Regions from separate parts of the Homo sapiens genome. Here region 2 is linked to region 1. Evidence: read pairs that join two places in POLR2A ChIA-PET (ENCODE). Cell type or tissue: Panc1. All regions are shown on one strand. Links, peaks and the distances in the headings refer to the core of each region. The heading gives the core; the rest is flanking DNA. Region 1 has its middle 37 kb from the start of C9orf57. Region 2 overlaps ABHD17B (abhydrolase domain containing 17B, depalmitoylase).

Region 1 (11,195 bases), core at 2,033-7,032:
AGCAACTTTATTAAGAAAGTAAAGGAAGAAAAGAATGGCTACTCCATAGGCAGAGCAGAGGCATGGGCTACTCAACAGAGTATACTTATAGTTCTTTCTTGATTATATGCTAAACAAGGGGTGGATTATTCATGAGTTTGCCGGGAAAGGGCAGTCAATTCCCAGAACTAAGGGTTCCTCCACCTTTTAGACCATATAGGGTAACTTTCTGACATTGCCATGGCATTTGTAAACTGTCATGGTGCTGGTGGGACTGTCTTTTAGCATGCTAATGCATTATAATTAGTGTATAGTGGGCAGTGAGGATGACCAGAAGTCACTTTTGTTGCCATCTTGGTTTTAGTGGGTTTTGGCCGGCTTCTTTACTGCATCCTGTTTTATCAGCAGGGTCTTTGTGACCTGTATCTTGTGATACCAGTCCTGCTGACTTCCTATCCCATCCTGGACTAAGAATGTCTGACCTCCTGGGAATTCAGCCCAGTCAGTCTCAGCCTTATTTTATCCAGCCCCTATTCAAGAGGGAGTCACTCAGGTTTGAACACCTCTGAAAAAGCAGGTGAATAGCTGGGTATGGAAAAGTTCTCTCATGAAGAGAAGAGCTGTGAACCTCAAAACAAGGAAGAGAGCCCTTCATAGCACCCATAAAGAGACAGCAACTACTTGACAGAGAAAACAGACCCAGGGGAGACCATGTGGAAGACATCAAGTATAGGTTCAAAGAAGGAACAAAAAGGTATTGCAAATTGGATTTGACATTGTTAACAGCCACCTACCAGGGGGATTTGCTGTGGGAAGGGTCTGCCCCGCCCCTGCAGGAAAGGGTTTGTTTGTCTGCTTTTTATTACTTGACTTTTTTTTTTTTTTTTTTTTGAGACGGAGTCTCGCTGTGTTGCCCAGCCTGGAGTGCAGTGGCGCGATCTCAGCTCACTGCAAGTTCTGCCTCCCAAGTTCATGCCATTCTCCTGCCTCAGCCTCCCAAAGAGCTGGGATTACAGGCGTGAGCCACCACGCCCGGCCTTATCACTTGACTTTTAATCAGCTTTATTATTATTGCTAAATTTTCTACAGACAGGCAGCTTCTATTGCCTATATCTAGGGTTCACCCTTCTTCCCCATTCCCCATTTTCTTAGACCACTCAATTGGAAACAAAATATTCCCTGGCATGTTTTTATCAACAGATTCACTCTCACCCGGACCTTACTCATGATTCTTGATATGTCCATAAAGCACCTGGGTATTGGATTTTCCCACTGTAAGAGTGCCATTACTGAGACCGTGACTTGGTTCTTACAAAATTACTCTGAAAAGGCAACAATATAGGGGATATCTGGTAAACAGAACCCTTTGAGAAGCAAGTCCTTCCTAGACTGTGTTACTCACTTTATTGACTTTTTGGGGAATGGTTTGATGATATTATTTAATGATGACGCTTGCTTTCACCCCCAAAGTCATCTACAAACTTGATTCATTTTCAGACACTGCAATAGTGGCACAGATGAAAATATTTAAAGGGGTAAGAGAATCTTCTTTCAACTTGATCCTGCTTCCTAGATATGGTAATTGATTCACCTGTTTTGGGCCACTCACACCTGGGTTTTGTTCCTTCTTTTATGGAAGCTGTGTCCAGAAAGCACAGCTTGATCCAGGGTCAATTCCACTCGATGGTTTCTGCATATTGGCTCCTCTGTTGGTCTTCCTAGCCTCAGGACCTTTGCACTTCCTCTTCCTTCCTTTTGCCTGAGACAGGCTCTTCCCAAATCTTTAAATGACGGCTCCTTCTCATCATCCAGGGATTGGCTCAAATGTTATCTCCTAAACAGATTATCTCACTGGAAAGTAAATTCCCTGAGAGCAGAGACCTTGCCTATTCATCCGCTCTATCATCCTGCTCCTAGAACAATGCCTGACCCATAGTAGCTGCTCAATAAATATTAATTTATTCATCGACTGGCATATGAGTTCAGGTTTCTTGCTTGTCTGTTTAGATTTGCAATTCTGTTTTGTCAAGATCTCTAATATCTATATACTTTATCAATAATCTATTTAGCTTCAAGTTAAGAGCATTGACTTTGGTGTCTACCAGACCTACATTTTATATTTATTTATTTATTTATTTTTAGATGGAATCTCACTGTGTCACCTAGGCTGGAGTGCAGTGGCGCGATCTCAGCTCACCGCAACCTCCGCCTCCCAGGTTCAGGTGATTCTCCTGCCTCAGCCTCCTGAGTAGCTGGGATTACAGTCACACACCACCATGCCCAGCTAATTTTTGTATTTTTAGTAGAGACGAGATTTCACCATATTGGCCAGGATGGTCTCGATCTCCTAACCTTGTGATCTGCCCACCTCAGCCTTCCAAAGTGCTGGGATTACAGGTGTAGGCCACTGTGCATGGCCCAGACCTACATTTTAATATTGGCTTCAGCCAGGTATGGTGGCATGACTATAGTCCCAGCTATTTGGGAGGCTGAGGAGGGAGGATTGCTTGATCCTAAGAGTTCAAGACCAGCCTGGGCAACATAGTGAAACCTTGTCTTTGACATTTTTAGCTATATAACCTTGGGCAAGCCGGGCGCGGTGGCTCACACCTGAAATCCCAGCACTTTGGGAGACCGAGGCGGGTGGATCACGAGTCAGAAGATCGAGATGATCCTGGTTAACACGGTAAAACCCCATCTCTACTAAAAAAATACAAAAAACTTAGCCAGGCGTGGTGGTGGGCGCCTGTCCAGCTACTCGGGAGGCTGAGGTAGGATAATGGTGTGAACCGGGGAGGCAGAGCTTAGAGTGAGCCGAGATCGTGCCACTGCACTCCAGCCTGGGTGACAGAGTGAGACTCCATCTCAAAATAAAATAAAATAAATAACCTTGGGCAAATTATTTAACCCCTCTGTGCCTCCATTTCCTCATTCTAAATTTTTACAAATAACAATACTTTCTCCATAAACTGATTTAAGAATTAAATAAAATATAATATGTAAAAAGCTTAGTGCAAGGTTTGGCACATGATAAGATCTCAAGCAATACAACTGATTGATATTATAGATAAATGTCATTATTATTATTTGTGCCACTTTTTTCAAGTGCACTTTGCCCTAGGAACAGTGTGACTTAATGAACTTACCAGCTGATGACTCTGTTCCATCAAGGGCACGTTCTATACAGTTCAACTCCCACGTGTTTATTAAGCAGCCACTATGAGTAAATCTTAAAGCATGGGTGGGGTTTTGAGAGGCTAGAGATGGACATGTAAGGGCATCTCACATTGAAAGGAACTGCACAAAGGAAGACAGAGGTAGAAAGTTCCAAGAACAGCAAATAGTTCAACACAGCTAGACCACGCATAATATTCAGCCACTTACTCATTTTTAAAACAATTTCCAACCAGCTATGATTAACAGGCACTGTGCTAAATGCTGGGATAAGCAGGAACAGAATGTGGTGCCTGCCCTTAAAAGCTTGGTTTAGAGGAGAGACATAGTTGTCAACACTGTGTGGCCTGCCGCTGTTGCATGAGCTATGCCACATGAACACAAAAGCAAGCAAGCAGCATTTTTCATGCAGGGAGGAAGAGAGAGAGAGCTGAGAATGAGGGCTGGACCCATTGCAGAGGCCTTAAAGACTAGGCTGAGATGACTGTTTAATGAAGAACCAGTAAAAACGTTTTGAATAGGGGAATGATATGAACACTTGAACTGGAAAAAGCAAATAGAACAGTATTTATTTTAGAACACACCCATATTCACCCATGCTGAGAGCCTGGACTATTATAAAGAAAACAAGGCCGGGTGCGGTGGCTCACGCCTATAATCCCAGCACTTTGGGAGGCCAAGCTGGGTGGATCATTTGAGGTCAGGAGTTCGAGACCAGCCTGGCCAACATGGTGAAACCCCGTCTCTACTAAAAATACAAAAATTTGCTGGGAGGCTGAGACAGGCGAATCGCTTGAACCCGGGAGGTGTAGGTTGCTGTGAGCCGAGATCACACCACTGCATTCCAGCCTGGTGACAGAGCGATGCCCTGTCTCAAAAAAAAAAAAAAAGAAAAAAAAAAACCAGCAATATCCTTTAATTAAATCAAGTCAGGATCTCTAAAGTTGACCACCATAGAAGTCTCTTTGCATGAGAAGGGACAACAGGACTCGGAAACCTAGACTCTTGCTCCTTTCTCTGGATGCAGCTGCTTTTCTATGGCTGCTGTGATCACGTGGCCTCCAGAGGGCGCTGTCCCCTGCAGCTCTTCAGATCAAGCTGTGGTTTTTAACCCTGAGCAGCATCGGAATCCCCTGGACGGCTTTCATCATTCGGTCTCACACCAGAGTTCCTGATCAGTAGATGTGGGTGACACACAGGAACCTGCATTACTCCCGAGTCCCCAGGGAGATGCTGCTGCTGCTGCTGCTGGCCCTGAGACCACACTGTAAGAACCCTGCTCCCAAGGATCTAAGGCCCTTCTTTATGTCTTCAGGAGCAGGGCCAGAACTTTAAAAGGAAACCTTACTAAAAATAATGAGGATATATATATATCCTCATTATTTTTATATATTATAAAATATATAATATATATTCTCATTATTTTTATATATTATAAAATATATAATATATATGTGTGTATGTATATATACATAGACCCATATATTGATTGGGTCTAGCTCTGTTGTGTGTGTGTTTTTTTCCAAGTGTTTTTTTCCAAATGTGTATGTGTGTGTGTGTATATATATATACACACACACACATACACATTTGGAAAAAAACACACACACAACAGAGCTAGACCCAATCATATAATATTGCTTATTCTTTGTGCCTCTGAGCTCTGAGAATCACCTGAGCTCTGGTTTTCTGATTGAGAATTGGCCCCTCTTCCCCAGCTCCCTGCTTTAGGGCAGATGAATACCCCTCATGAATAACATAAGAGGTTTTATCCACTGGCCTTCACAGGAACAAAGCCAGTGAGAGCGTTACACAGAATACAACACAAGAACTGTGTAACCTGAATGAGGAACATACATATAAAATAGCAGAAAGCTTTTATTTCCTTAACAGTTGATATAGTTTGGATGCTGGCCCCACCCTAATCTCACATTGAAGTGTAATCTCCAGTGTTGGAGGTGGGACCTGGTGGGAGGTGATCGGATCACGGGGGTGGATTTCTCAGGAATAGTTTAGCAACATCCTCTTGGTCCCATCCTCATCATAGTGATTTCTCGCAAGATCTGGCTGTTTAAAAGTGAGGCACCTGTCTCTCTCTCTCTCTCTCTTGCTCCTGTTCTCACCAGGCAATGTGCCTGCTCCCACTTTGCCTTCCACCATGATTAGAAGCTTCTAGAGGCCTCCCCAGAAGCAGATGCCACTATGCTTCCTGTACAGCCTGCAGACCATGAGTCAATTATACCTCTTTTCTTATAAATTATCCAGTTTCTTTATAGCAGTGCAAGAATGGCCAAATACAACAGTGTTTCATTTATTTTGTAGCACCCACCAATTCCTAGGGCAGAGTTTGTACCTGATGAGTGCCTAATAAATGTCTAAAGTGAATTGAATTATAAGACGCAACATTTCTTCATGCATAGAAACACAACCTACTTTATTGATGTTACTCGTTTGTTCTCATCTACCTATATTTATCTGATGAACTTTGAATCGTTTATTACTTTTAACATTGCTACAGCTTCCCAGATAGCACAGCTTAATAAATACCCATTCATTCTTTCTTTCTTTTTTTTTTTTTTTTTTTTTTGAGATGGAGTTTCACTCTTGTACCCCAGGCTGGGGTGCAATGGCACAGTCTCGGCTCACTGCAACCTCCACCTCTCGGGTTCAAGTGATTCTCTTGCCTCAGCCTACCAAGTGCTGGGATTCCAGGCATGCGCCACTACACCCGGCTAATTTTTGTATTTTTAGTAGAGACGGGGTTTCACCATGTTGGCCAGGCGGTCTCGAACTCCTGACCTCAGGTGATCTGCCCGCCTTGGCCTCTCAAAGTTTGCAAACAGCTACTCAATTTTTATTTTTTTCTAATTTATTTGTTTTTGTTTCTCTCACCTGGTCTAGGAACAAGGAAATATTTTCAATGGTTTTATTCCTGGATGAGAATCCCAAGGCCACATTCTATTAGACTCAGCTTCTGAATGGTCTTTTAAACACAAACATGGCTGCATGAAGTTCATGTCACAAATTTGATGTCATGAAAGAGAAATTTAGTTCATTAGTCACCTGGGGTGGATAAGACGGGTAGACACTGCATATATAAAGGAATAATCCATGAGTGATTGAGGCTAAAAGTAATCCTCTTCAGAACTAGGTCAAGCAGTTTATATAGGGTTTGGATGGTGAGTCAGCCTGGAGAGGCTTGGACTTCTAGGATGAGGAACTTGTGAGGGGTGTGTGTGTGTGTGTGTGTGTGTGTGTAGCTTGGTTAAAATAGTGATTCATCTTTCTGGAAGAGCCTCTGTCTCTCGCTCTCTTTGTCTTTTTCTCTTTTTTCTCTCATGCTCTCTTCTTCTCATTCTCACACATTTGCTCTTGTTCTCACGCTTTCTAGAACAACTCTTTCTCTCTCTCAGGCCTGCTTTGACTCCTGTTTCTTTCTGGCACCCCTTTTTAAGAACTAGTGCGAGGCTTTTGCCTGAGACATGACAGAGCAGGTGTGTTAGTCTATTCTGACACTGCTATAAAGAAATACCTGAAACTGGATAATTTATAAAGAGAAGAGGTTTAATTGACTCATGGTTCTACATGCTGTGCAGGAAGCATAGCTGGGGAGGCCTCAGGAAACTTATAATCATGGCAGAAGGTGAAGGGGAAGCAGGCACATCTTTACATGGCTACAGCAGGAGGAAGAGAGAGAGTGGGGAGGTGCCACACACGTTTAAACAACAGATATCATGATAACTCATTCATTATCACGAGAACAGCACCAAATGGGAAACCCACCCCCATCATCCAATCACTTCCCACCAGGCTTCACCTCCCATATTGGGGATTATAATTGGACATGAAATTTGGATGGGGACACAGACCCAAACCATATCAGCAGGGGAGGGAAAAGAAGTGGTGAGCCCAAGGCCACCCCTGGTGGGACTTGATCTGAGTCCCCATTGTTACTCCTCCACCCATTCCACCTGCTGTCCTGTCCTGCCCTATTTGGACTCCAAACAGGTTCACAGAGAAGCTTTCACGGGCATCTAGACACTACTGTCATCTCCTGTCATCCACCCTCATATCTTCCTATGCATGCTTTAGTCTATGTTTTGAGGATCCCTGGGCCTTTGGAAATATGAGGGAGCTTTGCTGGTCCTCTATCTGCATGGGGAAGACAACAACAATAAATAAATAAGAAGGAACACATAAGAGGATCATAGATAATGTCAAAGGGTAACTGGTAATTGTATAGCTTTAAGGGAGAAGTTTTATGCCTATTTTTCTTTCAAAAGCAACCTATGGTCTTCACAAGCCCTGGCACTGAAATAAACATGAAACTAATAATTAAGCACAGGTTTCTAAGCTGTAGTTTATGATCTTTGGCAAGATAATGATCCAAGGGAGACACGGTACAAAAATAAGAGAGAATAGGTAGGCCGGGCGCGGTGGCTCATGCCTGTAATCCCAGCACTTTAGGAGGCCGAGGCGGGCGGATTACCTGTGGTCAGGAGTTTGAGACCAGCCTGGCCAACATAGTGAAACCCCGTCTCTACTAAACATACAAAAATTAGCCGAATGTGGTGGCAGTTACCTGTAATCCTAGCTACTCAGGAGGCTGAGGTAGGAGAATCGCTTGAACCCAGGAGGCAGAGGGTGCAGTGAGCCAAGGTCACACCGTTGTACTCCAGCCTGGGGGACAAGAGTGAGACTTCATCTCAAAAAAAAAAAAAAAAAAAAAAAAAAAACTAGGTCAGACATGGCGGTTCACGCCTGTAATCCCAGCACTTTGGGAGGCCAGGGCAGGTGGATCACCTGAGGTCAGGAGTTCGAGACCAGCCTGGCCAACATGGTGAATCCCCATCTCTACTAAAAATACAAAAATTAGCCAGGCGTGGTGGCAGCCACCTGTAATCTCAGCTACTCAGGAGGCTGAGGAAGGAGAATCACTTGAGCCCAGGAGGCGGAGTTTATAGTGAACCGAGATTGTGTCACTGTACTCCAGCCTGGGCAACAGAGTGAAAAAAATACAAATAAAAATAAATTAAAAAGTAAAAAATAAAAATGTAAAAAAAAAATTTTTTTTTTGAAATGGAGTTTTGCTCTTGTTGCCCAGGCTGGAGTGCTGTGGCACAATCTTGGCTCACTGTAACCTCTGCCTCCTGGGTTCAAGGCAATTCTCCTGCCTCAGCCTCCCAAGTAGCTGGGATAACAGGCGTGTGCCACCACGCCTGGCTAATTTTGTATTTTTAGTAGAGACAGGGTTTTCACCATGTTGGTCAGGCTGCTCTCGAACTCCTGACCTCAAATGACCCACCTGCCTTTGCCTCCCAAAGTACTGGGATTACAGGCATGAGTTGCTGCATCCGGCTTTTAAAAAAAATTCAAAAAAAAATTTTTTTAATTAAAATTAAAATAAAGAATAAAATAAAAATAAATAAACATGTCATTGGATACCCGTAATACTTTAGTGAGAAAATGGGTTTCATTTTATGCATAAAGAAACTGAAGTTCAGACAAGGTAGATGATACACCTATAATTACACAACAAGAACCTGTAACTAGATAGAGCCCAGTCCTTCTAACTTACAGCCTAGTATGCTTACAAGTACATATGGGCAAACTGTTGACCTTCATAAAACTTAAGACATATAATCATACCATTCAAAATCCCCCCAGAAGGTTACATCTAAATTTATATTCACCTATAGAAAACAGTCTTATTATTGGAAAAAAAAAATAAGGGTGCTTGGATTTTCTCCCTACAAAGACAATAACATGTGAAGGTGAAAGAAAGATGACACTCAATAACTAGATGTTTAGTTCAAAAACAATTAGCCAAAGCAAATACTTTTTATACTATAACTTCTTCTCAATCTTTCTTTATAGGATGTTTTATTGGTTTTGAATCAAGAATAGTTAGATATTTGTGGAAATCTTCAAGTAGAAAAAACAGGTGGGTGCACACACACCTACACACCCTCAGAGGAAAACCACTGTAATGCAAGAAACAGAATAAAATATACATCTTATTTTATTCTGTTTTATTTTATTCTGTTCTCTTTTATTCAGTTATTTTATAAGTAACTGTCACTACTTTTAGCAAGACACAAGATATTCCACCCATAAAAAGTAAACAGGATGCTATAAAAAAGACATTGAGAAAAATGAAAAGTTCTTTAAAACACAAAGTATGACTAACAAAATTTAAAATTCAATAGAAGAGTTGGACAATGAAAATTAAGTAAGTCTTCCAGAAGGTAAAACAATAATAGACAAAGAGATAGAAATAAAAGGACAAGAGACTTAGAGGAGAAATCAAAGTAATTCTAGAAAAAGTAAACAGATAAGTTGAAAGGAATCAAATTATCAAGGACTAATACCTCCCAACAAAAAGCAATCCAGAGTACAAGAATGTAAGTCTCCACTTGGAAGGAGGTCACCAACAGTCCAATTTAAACAAACGAAAATAAATTTTAGAGAAACAAAGTGAATAAAAGATTCTAAAGTCACTTTCGGAAAGGAAAAACAGGTCACACACAAAGGGTGGGGGAACCGAAAGGACATTTAATGCTCAACAGCAACACTGAGAGGTGTTAGGACAATTACTTCAAAATCTTTAAGGAACCATGCCTGCCAAATCCTATATCAAATTACAAATCAAATGTGAAGATTAAATAAGGACACTTATAGACATCCACGGGCTCTAAAAATTTACCTCATGTGTCCTTAAGGAAACCATTGAAGAATATGCTTCAGCAAAATAAAGGAATTATAACCAAAACAAAAAAACAAAAAAACAAAAAAACCCAAAAACCAAAAACCAGAAAAACCCAAGGCAGCATGAGATACAGAAAACAGAACCTACACAGGGCAGCAGCAAAGGGAAATCTCAGAATTGAGCGATGGGCTCGAGGCCTACTCAGTCCCCGAATGGAACAAGAGGATGGAACACATACTAATTAATCTAGAATCACATACTCGGTAAAACTCTTTGCTTTTTCAGAGAAACAAAGACTAAAATTTTTTGTCATCAAAATAACCTCTCTAAACAAACATTAAAAGACAGTCCTGAAGATGGAAAATATTCATAAAAGACAGAAGGAGATTGAGTGAGAGTGGTGGGGAGTGAGCTCACATGCTGGTGTTAAATAAGTGCAAACACATAGAGACTGGCTGTATAAATCAGTAATAATGAAGTCTAACTTTAGGGAAAAAAAGAGAAGAAGATAGAGCTAAAACCCTGACAACAATAATGTGCAAGAGGGCTGGGCGCGGTGGCTGATGCCTGTAATCCCAGCAATTTGGGAGGCCGAGGGAGGTGGATCACCTGAGGTCTGGAGTTTGAGACTAGCTGGCCAACATGGTGAAACCCCATCTCTACTGAAAATACAAAAAAATTAGCTGGGTGGGGTGGCACACTCCCGTAATCCCAGCTACTTGGGAGGCTGAGGTAGGAGAGTCACTTGAACCCAGGAGGCGGAGGTTGTAGTGAGCCGAGTGCCACTGCACTCTAGCCTGGGCAACAAGAGTGAAACTCCGTTTCAAAATAAATAAATAAATAAATAAATAATAATAATAATAATAATAATGTTCAAGACAAATGGAGACATTCCAAGGTCCTTGAATTTAGGTGGAGGAGAGTAGAGATACTGAATAACTTAGATAAGTATTAAGTACACATATTAAGCTTTTTTTTTTTTTTGAGACAGAGTCTTGCTCTGCCGCCCAGGCTGGAGTGCAGTGGCACAATCTCAGCTCACTGCAAGCTCACACCATTCTCCTGCCTCGGCCTCCTGAGTAGCTGGGACTACAGGCACCTGCCACCATGCCCAGCTAATTCTTTGTATTTTTACTAGAAATGGGGTTTCACCGTTTGTTAGCCAGGATAGTCTCGATCTCCTGATCTCGTGATCTGCCCGCCTCAGCCTCCCAAAGTGCTGGGATTACAGGCGTAAGCTACCGCACCCGGCCACATATTAAGCTTTTAAGGGTTAAAAGGAAATAACTGAAACTTCATGCTTTATTTGAAGTAAGAACTGTACTTAAGAGTA
Region 2 (11,195 bases), core at 2,232-7,231, 130 kb after region 1:
GCCAGGACATAGTCTTTAGGCAAGTAAGTACTGGTCTAGTCAAATTCCTTAAGAAGTTATAACTTCTTGGCTTCCAGGTCTAAGAACACTTCCTGATGACTGCTGAATATGAAACCTGGCTTTACCATTTACTAACACTGTGGTCTTGCATAAGTTAAACTTATCTATGTTTCTGTTTCCTCATCTGTAAATGGGGTGGGAGGAGGGAGGAAAAAATAATATCTATCTCATAGGATTGTTAAAGCACTTGGAGCAAGACCTAGTAAGTGCTGCATAAGTGTGTTTTGGTAAATTAACACTAGCCTGGCTTTTCTAACCTAGCAAAGTTTTAAACCTGAAAGTTTGGATTTGCCAGTCAATAATAATACTGTTTGATTTGTTTTGACAAAATTCAGCTCAGCCAGCAGTGGCTTTTGAGTGATTTCTGTGTGGCAGCCATTGCTAGGTGTAGGTATACTTGAATTTAAGTATGTGCAGTGGGGAGGGGTATGTTATATGGTTCAAAACTAATAAGGACAAACATGACCTTATAGTTAGTAAATGATTTATGAAATGGTTCATTTGATTAATTGTACAATCAAAAGAAACTTTTTTTTTTTAGGAGACGTGTTCTTGCTTTGTCACCTAGACTGGTAGTGCCATGGTGTGATCATAGCTTACTGCAGCTTCAAATTTCTGGGCTCAAGTATTCTCCTACCTCAGCCACCCAAGTAGCTGGCATGAGCCACCACACCTGGCTAAAATGAACATTTTTAAGCCCAAGAAGTCTAGTTCCTTTTGAAATAAGACTTTCTGGGCCCTTTGTATACATTTCCATGCTTTTAGAAGGTAGCTTTTAATAATATGTACAGACTGCAATTTAATTTTTTAGTAATAATGCCCCAAGTGCTAAAGATAAAACTTCTAAAAATTTTGGCAGCTGGGTGTCGTGGCGGGGCACCTGTAATTCCAGCTACTTGAGAGGCTGAGGCAGAGCCTACTTGAACCCAGGAGGCAGAGGTTGCAGTGAGCCCAAATGGTGCCACTGCACTCCAGCCTGGGCAACAGACTGAGACACCATCTTTAAAAAATCTAAAAAATTTGAAATTTAATGTATTTATTACCTTAATCCAGTTTTATATGTATACACAAATTGGTTATAGTATCTATTTTGTTACCAACTGATAAATAAGAAATAAGTCAAACATCAGTAGATGAAAGGACAAGCAAAATGTGCATTATATTGTGAAATATATATTTGATCTTCATTCTTGTGTTGTGTCATACAACTCCAACAATCCTTAGAATCTCCAAAGTGAAGTATCCTTTTTTTTTTTTTTTTTTTTTTTTTTTTTTTTTTGAGATAGAGTCTCGCTCTGTCGCCCAGGCTGGAGTGCAGTGGTGCGATCTCAGCTCGCTGCAAGCGCTGTCCTGGGTTCACACCATTCTCTTGCCTCAGCCTCCCGAGTAGCTGGGACTACAGGTGCCCGCCACCACACCCAGCTAATTTTTTTGTATTTTTATTAGAGACAGGGTTTCACCATGTTAGCCAGGATGATCTCCATCTCCTGACCTTGTGATCCACCCGCCTTGGCCTACCAAAGTGCTGGGATTACAGGCGTGAGCCACCGCGCCCGGCCAGTGAAGTATCTTTGTATGCTAACAAGTTGACTGAAAGCCATGCACCTCTAGGTAGCTATTGGATGGATGTTAGTTACCCAGAAACAGGCAGGATTAGAGGGTTGGGATTTACAGTCCTGCCTGTTAATCTCTGGGTAGGAGAGAGGGCGTGAAGGTTAAGTTGATACCAACAGCCAGTGATTTAATCAATCATTGCCTACTTAACAAAGCTTCCATAAAAATCCAAAAGGACTGGATTCAGAAAGCTTCCAGATGGCTGAGCACATGGAGGGTGGCATCCCCTTCCTACATGCCTTGCCCTGTGCATCTCTTCAACTGTATCCTTTGTAATATCCTTTATAATAAACTGGTAAATCTGTCTCCCTGAGTTCTGTGCGTCGCTCTAACACATTAATCAGACTGGAGTAAGAGGTTGTGGGAACCCCAATTTATAGCCAGTTAGTCAGAAGCATAGGTAAAACAACCTGGGGCTTTAGATTGGGATTGGAAGTGGGGAGCCCTCAACCTGTGGGATGTGACACTGTCTCCAGGTAGATAATGTTGGAATTGAACTGGGTGGGAGGACACCCACCTGGTGTCCACTGCAGAAGCGATTGCTTGCATTGGGGGAAATCTCTCATACATCTGGTCACAGAAGTATTCTGGTGATTGTTGTGGTGTGAGTGCAAAGGACAAAATAGTTTGTTTTAGGTACAATGGAATATTTTTCAGCCTTGAAAAGGAAGGGAAATTCTAAGACATGCTACAATGAAATAAGCCTGTCACAAAAGGACAAATATTGTATAATTCCACTTGTATGAGGTACTTAGAATAGTCAAATTCATAGAGACAAAATGGTGGTTGCCAGAGGCTGGCAGGAGAAGAAAATGATGTTATTGTTTAGTGGGTATAGAGTTACAGTTGGGGAAGATGAAAAATAAAATCTGGTGATAATTGCACAATAATGTGGATGTATTTAATGCCATGGAACTGTACACTTAAAATAGTAACTTTTATCTATATTTTACCATAATTTAAAAAACACAACATTATTTCCCTACAGTGACCAAGATACAAAAACCACTCATTTTGGAAAACAGCTGTAGGAAATGACAACCTCCCTTACTCTCTCACCTCTGCACTTCCCCCACCTTATCACCTGCCTTCCCCCCCCCAAATTAATTTGCTAAATGTAAATTTATGTTTATAAATTTTATATTAACTAAATTTTGGTAAATATAGTGTACTTGTTTAGGAGCTTTGTGTTTTTTGTTTGTTTGTTTTTGTTTTTTTTTGAGAGGGAGTCTCACTCTGTCACCCAGGCTGGAGTGCAGTGGCGTGATCTCCTCTCACTGCAAGCTCCACCTCCCGGGTTCATGCCATTCTCCTGCCTCAGCCTCCCAAGTAGCTGGGACTACAGGCGCCCGCCACCACGCCTGGCTAATTTTTTTGTATTTTTAGTAGAGATGAGGTTTCACCGTGTTAGCCAGGATGGTCTCGATCTCCTGACCTCGTGATTCGCCCACCTCGACCTCCCAAAGTGCTGGGATTACAGGTGTGAGTCACTGCGCCTGGCCAGGAGCTTTGTTTTTAGTAGCCGGAACAACTTTGAAAACCTGAAGTTTTTCAAATTATAAATTTCTTCATTCTTTTTATATACTATGGAAGATTGTATCTGAAGCTTATGAGAACATCTTAGTTACAAAGTTTTAGAACTAGAAGAAACCTTATTATCAGTTTATGCTTTTCACTTTGTAGAAAAGGAAAATGAGGTATAAAGAGATTGACTTCCCTAAAGTCACCAGCTTTTTAATAGTAAAACTAGAACTGAAAGCCATGGCTCTTTTGATTCTTAGTGCTCTTTGGACTACACTGTGCTATCGTGCTGTCCAAAGGCTTCGTTGGCATCTCACTAGAAGAATTTACTGGGTAAAATTTTTAATTACATTATTGGACCAAGAGTTAAAGCTGTACTATGTTCTCGAATATTTGTAAAGTATCTTCTGGTCCCATTGAAGAGATAAACAGAACATACTTGTTTGCCCTATAGACAGGGTATGAGTGTGTGTGAGAGAGAGAGTGCGTATGTGTGTGTTTGTGAGAGACAGACTGACACTGACTACTCTATCTCCAAAATCCTCTTTATTCTAGCAGTTACAGGAGTTCCAATTCTGCAGTCAGTCCTATTCAGACTATAGGCCTTCTGGGTCAATAGGCTTACACAAATATAAAGGAAACCCAATTTAGTTCTTTGCTTAGAAATATGAACAGTCAAGAAAGAAGCATTCCAACAGCATGAAACCCAAGATGAACAAGCATTACCTGAAAAACACAAATGAAGAGAACAAAAAGAAAAGCTTTATAGATATAGTGGATAGTCCTAGGATTCCTAAAAAGGAATTCCACATGGAACAGAGAAGATGGAGAGGAAATAGAAGAAAAATTATCTGAGCTAAGTAAAGACTCGGGGCTTTAGATCAAATGGACCCATTAAGTATAAAACAAAATGGACAAACAATAACACACATTTAGATAATAGGCTTATGAAATTTCAGAGCTAAGGATGTAGGGAAATCTCATAAATATTTTTGAGAGATGAGAATCACTTTTAAAAAATCAGATTGGTAGACACTTTTATTACTTGGTACTAGAAAATGTGGACCAATGATTTAAATTTCGAGGAGAATTTTAAGAAACAACCTATAATTCTGAAGCAGACCTAGTTTGCTGTAAGTGTGGAAGTATACATAACAGTGTAGTTTACTTCGCCAGACCTTTGGGTAAGGGGGTGGGGGGTAGTGCTTGGGAGTTGTAGTACAGCAAAATCAAACAAAAAAATCTTACAAAAAGGAGCTTGAGATTCAGAATCAACAGAGGTATGTGATGAAAAGAAGTACTAGGTAGGCAGGCAACTGGGCTGTGAACTAACCCAGAACATAATTATTTCAAATTAAAACAGAAATCACTGGGGTCTAAACATGTCTTTAAGAACAACATGGATTTTGTTGAACAAATTCTAATAAATTGGAATATGTTAAATGTAATAAAAAGGCAAAAACTTCAGAAAATTAAAGCCTCTTCTGAAAGTCCAAATGTGAAGCAAACGAAAATGTGCCTTATTTTTGAACAGTGAGGTGTAATTGAGTATCAAGAATGTAAACACCTTGACACTTGGAATTTAGTGACATAAAATTGCTGTTTATTCTCTGAGTTTTACCATGCCCCTTGGATGGGCAGTGAATGACACTGTAAGTACTTTTTATTATCCAATTAATGAGAATCAACCAATAGATAAAAACTTAATAAATTGCAAATGATATAAAACTTAATGTGAAACTTAATTGTATAGTCAGCAATAATGGTATATGATTACATGGGGGAGCCAGAAGAAACTTCCTAAAGTTGATAGAATAAGAAATACAGGTTCAGCTATAATATCTAAAGTTATAACTAATACAAACTAAAATAAATCAGAATGAGCATAGAAGGTGGGAATTAGGGTAAATCTTCTCAGTCTTTCGTGTGTGTGTGTGTCTGTGTGACAGAGTCCAGCTCTGTCACCCAGGCTGGAATGCTGTGGCACAAACTTGGCTCACTGCAACCTCTGTCTCCTGGGCTCAAGCTATTCTCCTGTCTCAACCTCCCGACTAGCTGGGATTGCAGACATGCACCGTCACTCCCAGCTAATATTTATTTATTTATTTATTTATTTATTTATTTTTATTTTTAGTAGAAACAGGGTCTCACCATGTTGGCCAGGCTGGTCTTGAAACTCCTGACCTCAAGTGATCGACCTGCCTCTGCTTCCTAAAGTGCTGGGATTCCAGGTATGAGCTACCTTGCCCAGCCCGCTCAGTCTTTTATAATGAGGCTACACTGTGATAAGAAATAATGGATTTTTTTAAAAAATGAGTATGGTAGTAAGCACTAGAAGAATTAAAAACAAATGACCCAAAATTGTAATTTCTGAGAACAAGGCTGAGGTTTGGGTTGGGATTAGGGAAGAGACTAAAGAAGTTTTAAGTGTTTTTTTGTTTGTTTGTTTGTTTTGGTCATTTTTTGTTTTTTATCAGTTTTGTACATGTATGTGGTCAGGAAGCCAAATAATTCTACAAATTCCCAGGGGCATTTAGTTATTTTTGAATGATTCTTTTGGTGTTTACTTCCATGTCGCTAGATAACAGTATTATATTACTACTTCTTACATGTTGACATCCCACTTACAGTAGAGAGCATAGCTGTCCCCCACCAGTATCGCACAAATACGCTCCCAGATCCCCCAACTTCCCTGTGTAATTTGCCATATCAGTCTCTTTTAAGATATGTCTTTCAGATTAGTCTGATTCCTCAGAGGAGGTTTTCCCAATATAAACCTCTACTCTTATGAGTTGGAGACAGTATCTAGGGAACTTCATTTTTTGAAGTGGACTTTTAACCAATCCTAATTTTAGCCTGGCGAGGAGACTTTTAAAAAATAGTGTAACATGCGGTTTGATTTTTTTTTTTTTCTTTAGACGGAGTCTCGCACTGTCGTCCAGGCTGGAGTGCAGTGGTGCAATCTCGGCTCACTGCAGCCTGTACCTCCTAGGTTCAAGTGATTCACCTGCCTCAGCCTCCCGAGTAGCTATGATTACAGGCGCCTGCCACCACGCCTGGCTAATTTTTTTGTATTTTTGGTAGAGATGGAGTTTCACTATATTGGCCGGGCTGGTCTCGAACTCCTAACCTTGTGATCCGCCCGCCTCAGCCTCCCAAAGTGCTGTGATTACAGGCGTGAGACACTGCACCTGGCTGGTTTGTTTTTTTTTTTAAACTTTGTCTTGTAATACTTTCATAATAGCAATGTTATTTCTTAAAATATCAAATCCCTATTGTGGAACTTGACTAATATTTATTTGCATACAGTAGTAGTATTATCACCGTTTACGTTTTTGTCTTTTCACTGTAGCTCTAATATGTTTTACAGCAGTTTCAGTTGCCTAAAAAACAAAACCTTTGTTGTTGTTTGGTAAAGTTTTTTTAACTTTATTGAAACACCTTATTTTATTTACTGCTTGGTAAATAAGGGTTGTGTGGGTCCATGCTCATATGCTGTATTGACCTGTAAATGGTTTTATAAACTTTTTGTATAAACTCTTAGAAATAATCTTTTTTGTAACTCTTAGAAATTCAAACTGGGGTACCCATAATATGAACCTCTTTTTAAAAAAAGATTGTATTCATTATTTATAATCAATAATCCTTAAATTTTGTGAGATTTGTGACTACATTGACTAGATAATATTGAGGTACATATGGGTGTTCTATGGTATGAAAAATACTGAGTAGGTACTCACCTGAAAAGTTTCTCAGGGACTTATTTTACTTATAAACTAGGGAATAATGTGCATTGTGGAATGTTTCTGGAACAATGTAATATGACAGCTTTTCTATGAACTTTGAGTTTGAGGATAAGCATGATTTGGATTCTTAGAATAGAAATGCCAAAAGCTGATGATTAGGGAGAGAAAACATGTGTCTGTTCATGTCTAGCTTACGCTCAGCAACAGGTAAAGGTGTGACTTTTAAAAGCCCTGAGCTAATTGTACTTTCCAGTCACCAAAAGTTTTATAGGAATATGTGATACTAGCATATGCAAAAACCAACAACCTATTTTACTGCTCCATCAGTAAGACTTTGTTCACTTGTTAGGACATTGCTCTGGTGGATCATCAAGATTGTAAGTGTTTAGGATACTGTTTTGGACTATGTTCAGAAATTCATTAGCTAATAGTCACAAGTGTTTTTTACACTTTCTCATGGTTTACTTGCAACTTCAGCTTACAAGGAACCTCTCAAGAACATGAATCCTTTTGATTCATCAAACCGTGGATTAAAACATATAGATAGCCTAATTGAGTTGCACTGCTCATTTTTAATAAAATGGCTTTTATGTTAGAATTGGGTTAGAAATAAGTCTGTGTCATAAAGATAAAATTTTCCAGAATAGTCTTGTGTAGGCAATCTCACTTAGTTCTGTGTGTTTTATCAATGTTCAACAGAAAGATCTATGAGATTTACGTATATGTACTTTGATGGAAAAGCCAGGAAGGAAGGTGCTCTTTAGCATTTGAAGCTAGTATGAATTTAAAGCATGGAACTGTTTGTTCTGGATTGTCTGGGTTTCAAAGGTTTTCGTTCAGCACTGCCCATTAGGGCTTTCTGTAGTGAAAGAAATATTCATACTATGCTGTGTAACTTGTAGCCACAGTGGCTGGTGGGATTGAAGAAGTGAATATTTAATTTTAGGTAATTTAAATTTAAATAATCATATGTGGAGAGTGAGTGCTTAGCTAGTGCAGTGTCTAGCAGTATCAAGAAACTGAGGGAAAACAAAAGTAATAAAAAGCACTGCATTAAAATAAATAGGACTTCTGACCCAAATTAGTTTGCTTGGCACAGCTTATAGACTCTTTACCCTTAATTTTCATCTTCTACTATAATGTCATCATAGATCTAACATCTTCATTTCTGAACCTTACTAGCTTTTTTTTTACTAGGATAGTAAGTTCACAACTTACACTAGAACTGACACTATTTTGATGTCTCTGGTTGATGCCTCCTATCTTCACCTCAACTTTCTTTTTTCGTCTAACTCCAGTACTTTCCACCAGTGAGAAAGGACTCTTATTTGCACATTGCCCAGTACATTTTTTTTTCCATTTGAGAAACTCCTCTAAATTTTTCTAAACTCAAATTATTAAGGCGTTTGTTCAGTTTACCCCAACAAAACCCACACTTCTAAGGGTGTTTTCAAGTGACCCATTGGCACTGTTACACTCTATATCTAGAATCTTATTGGTATTTAAAAATTGCAACTTTACCTTAAAAGTACCAGACATGATTCTTTTTCAAAGAAGAGGTTTTGCAAAAATTTCTTCTTTTAATTCAAAATATTAAAACATTAATATTTTTAAATTTTTTCTCCGAGTTTAAAAACTCATGTAGCATGCAGTTCATCCAGTTTGTGTCTTCAAGCAGAGCTGACTTTTTCCTGCAAAGTCACCTGAATTTTGAGCCCTTTGATCTCACAGATGAAACTTGTTTCATCTGTGAACCCGTTTCATCCATGAAACCCTGTCTCTACAAAAAGTACGAATAATTAGCCAGACATGGTGGCACACACCTGTGGTCCCAGCTGCTCGGGAGGCTGAGGTAGGAGGATCGCTTGAGCCTGGGAGGCGGAGGGTGCAGTGAGCCGAGATCACGTCACTGCACTCCAGCCGGGGCAACAGAGTGTGACGAGCTTTGGTCCTGCATAAGGCATGCCCAGATAAGATAGAAAATGTTTTAAAACATTGTTACAACTAAGTACCTCCTGTTCAAGTTGTAGTTAGTGAGTTAGTGGATTTTTTTTTTTTTTTTTTGAGACAGGGTCTCCCTATGTTGCCCAGGCTGGTCTTGAACTCCTGGCCTCAAGAGATCCTCCTGACTCGGCCTCCCAAAGTGCTCAGATTACAGGCATGAGCCACTGTGCCTGGCCCAGGAAACTTTGATACTGTGTTTTGGATGCTTCATCTTCTTTCAAGGTGAATATTCAGCTTCTCTGTATGTACTAAACTCTGTAATGTGTATGGCTTTCTAAAAACCATAACACTCAGAGCTTAGAGTTTCACATGTAGCTATACTTTGAATACTACTACAGATTACACAGAATGATATTGCATCCCCAGAGTTATCCATAAATGGAGTAATTCATCTTGAATTTTAGACTATAGTTCTTAACATGAAATCTAATATATCAAAATTTAAATGGTTTATCACATACAGTGTACTGAGCATAGTTGTCAACATATCACACAAAATGAAGAAAGATATAAGCATTCTTTTAAATGTTTTCTCTAAACCTGCTTTTAAAGACTTTTAATGCTAGTTCAGTACAACAAAAATCTTAAACCTTATAATAATTAGTAGTAATATGAGTTGGTCTGCATTACCAAGAAACTATTACAAGGAGATCAAAAGGAGATTTTTTTTCCCCTAGTAAATTGTTATTATGTCAAAAATTGACAGGAGTCATGTCAGTAATTTCTTACGTTAGAAGAGAGGAAGGAGATACAGTAGGTCATTCTATTTAGGGACTTTTTTTTACATTAGTCTTCCTGTTTTGCTGAGAAAGAATCAGTTATTTATCTTTTTTCTTTGTCATTGAGGAGGAAAACGTTACCAGGAGAAGCAGATTCTTAAATTATTATTTCATACAATTTTAGGAAATTGCTCTTGCTGTAAGTGAAGAAATTGTTGAATGCCCTGCCAAAAGGAAAACCTTAATTTTCACAATGGGCCATCTGTTTAACATTGAGGTGACCCCCTTTTTTTTTTTTTTTTGGAGACAGAGTCTTGTTCTGTCACCCAGGCTGGAGTGCAGTGGTGCAATCTCGGCTCACTGTAACCTCTGCTTCCCGGGTTCAAGCCATTCTCCTGCCTCAGACTCCTGAGTAGCTGGGATGACAGGTGTACGCCTCCACGCCTGGCTAATTTTTATATTAATTATTATTATTTTTTTAGTAGAGATGGGGTTTCACCATGTTGGCCAGGCTGGTCTCGAACTCCTGACCTCAAGTGATCCTCCTGCCTTGGCCTCCCAAATTGCTGGGATTACAGTCATGAGCCACCGTTCCCGGCCTGACCTTTCATTTTGTGTATTTATTGCAAGAGGGGCAAGATTCCCTCCTCCCTGGAATAGGGTCCTTCTCTGTGTTTCATAACACATTGAGTGATTTGAGTAACTTGCAAGGCTTTTTCCACCTGCCCCCACTTAGGTTCATAGATTTTTATTTGACTGCTTCTCTTTTGCCCCCATATGAAAAAGATTCTGTTTTGCCCCCATATGAAAAACCTAAGTAATAGTAACAAAACATTTTTGCATTTTTTCTTGACATGTAAATTTAGTGAATTTCTTTCTTTTGTAGGAGCTTCTTGGGTGCAAAGAGTTGAATCAGTCTTAATAATTTACTAACTCATTCATTTAAGAAATATTAGAAACCCTACTATATGTCAAGTATTCTGCTTGATACTAGATGTCCAGTTGTAAGCAAGCAGATGTGATTGTTACCCTCTGGAATTTCTAATCTAGTTCATGGCGCATTATCACCATCAATCTATGAGCATAGGCCCTGCTCTTGTTTTACTTAATTTCCTTTTTTTTTTTTTTCCCTTCAACCTCCATCCCCATTACCCCTTTGGTAAGCATATACTCTGACATATGTACCCTTAGAAATGTATTTGTCCTCAAAGATAATGTTTATGTCTGTTTTGCATGTATGTTAATGATATTATAGATCTGTTCGTACCTTACTTTTTTCACCCAATACCATTATATTTAATCCCTAGTCATCAGTCTTTGCTTCTGACTGTGTTAATTTTCTATTATCTGCATCCAACACATGCTTACTCATTTCCCCAGTTATGGAACCTATATTGCATCTCAGGCCCTGACACAAATAATACTTCAGATACACTTAAAGGACCTGTGCAAGTATTTCTTTGTAGTACTTACCCAAGAGAGAGATTCTGGGTCATTGGTAAACACAATGGCTTACCAAGCAGTTTACAAA

What was found. Peaks named below come from ENCODE experiments on the same cell type or tissue, not always from the same donor. Only the 100,000 strongest peaks of a DNase experiment are listed, where the experiment ranks them.
Region 2: POLR2A ChIA-PET joins it to region 1 with 12 read pairs; 2 of 35 experiments call an interaction of 5 or more read pairs at or near these places.

The regions. Positions count from the first base shown.
Region 1 is chr9:72,018,199-72,029,393 of GRCh38, reverse strand. No RefSeq gene overlaps it. Among named protein-coding and RNA genes, the nearest start is that of C9orf57, 37 kb to the left of the region's middle. RefSeq lists an enhancer at 4,067-4,361. In Panc1, for the core only: CTCF peaks have their summits at 3,985 and 4,211 (motif pointing right); a DNase peak (open chromatin) is centred at 4,233; H3K27ac peaks cover 4,164 bases.
Region 2 is chr9:71,884,232-71,895,426 of GRCh38, reverse strand. All of the region lies in intron 1 of ABHD17B (abhydrolase domain containing 17B, depalmitoylase), which reads left to right. Among named protein-coding and RNA genes, the nearest start is that of ABHD17B, 21 kb to the left of the region's middle. In Panc1, for the core only: no CTCF peak of the experiment used is centred there; no DNase peak of the experiment used is centred there.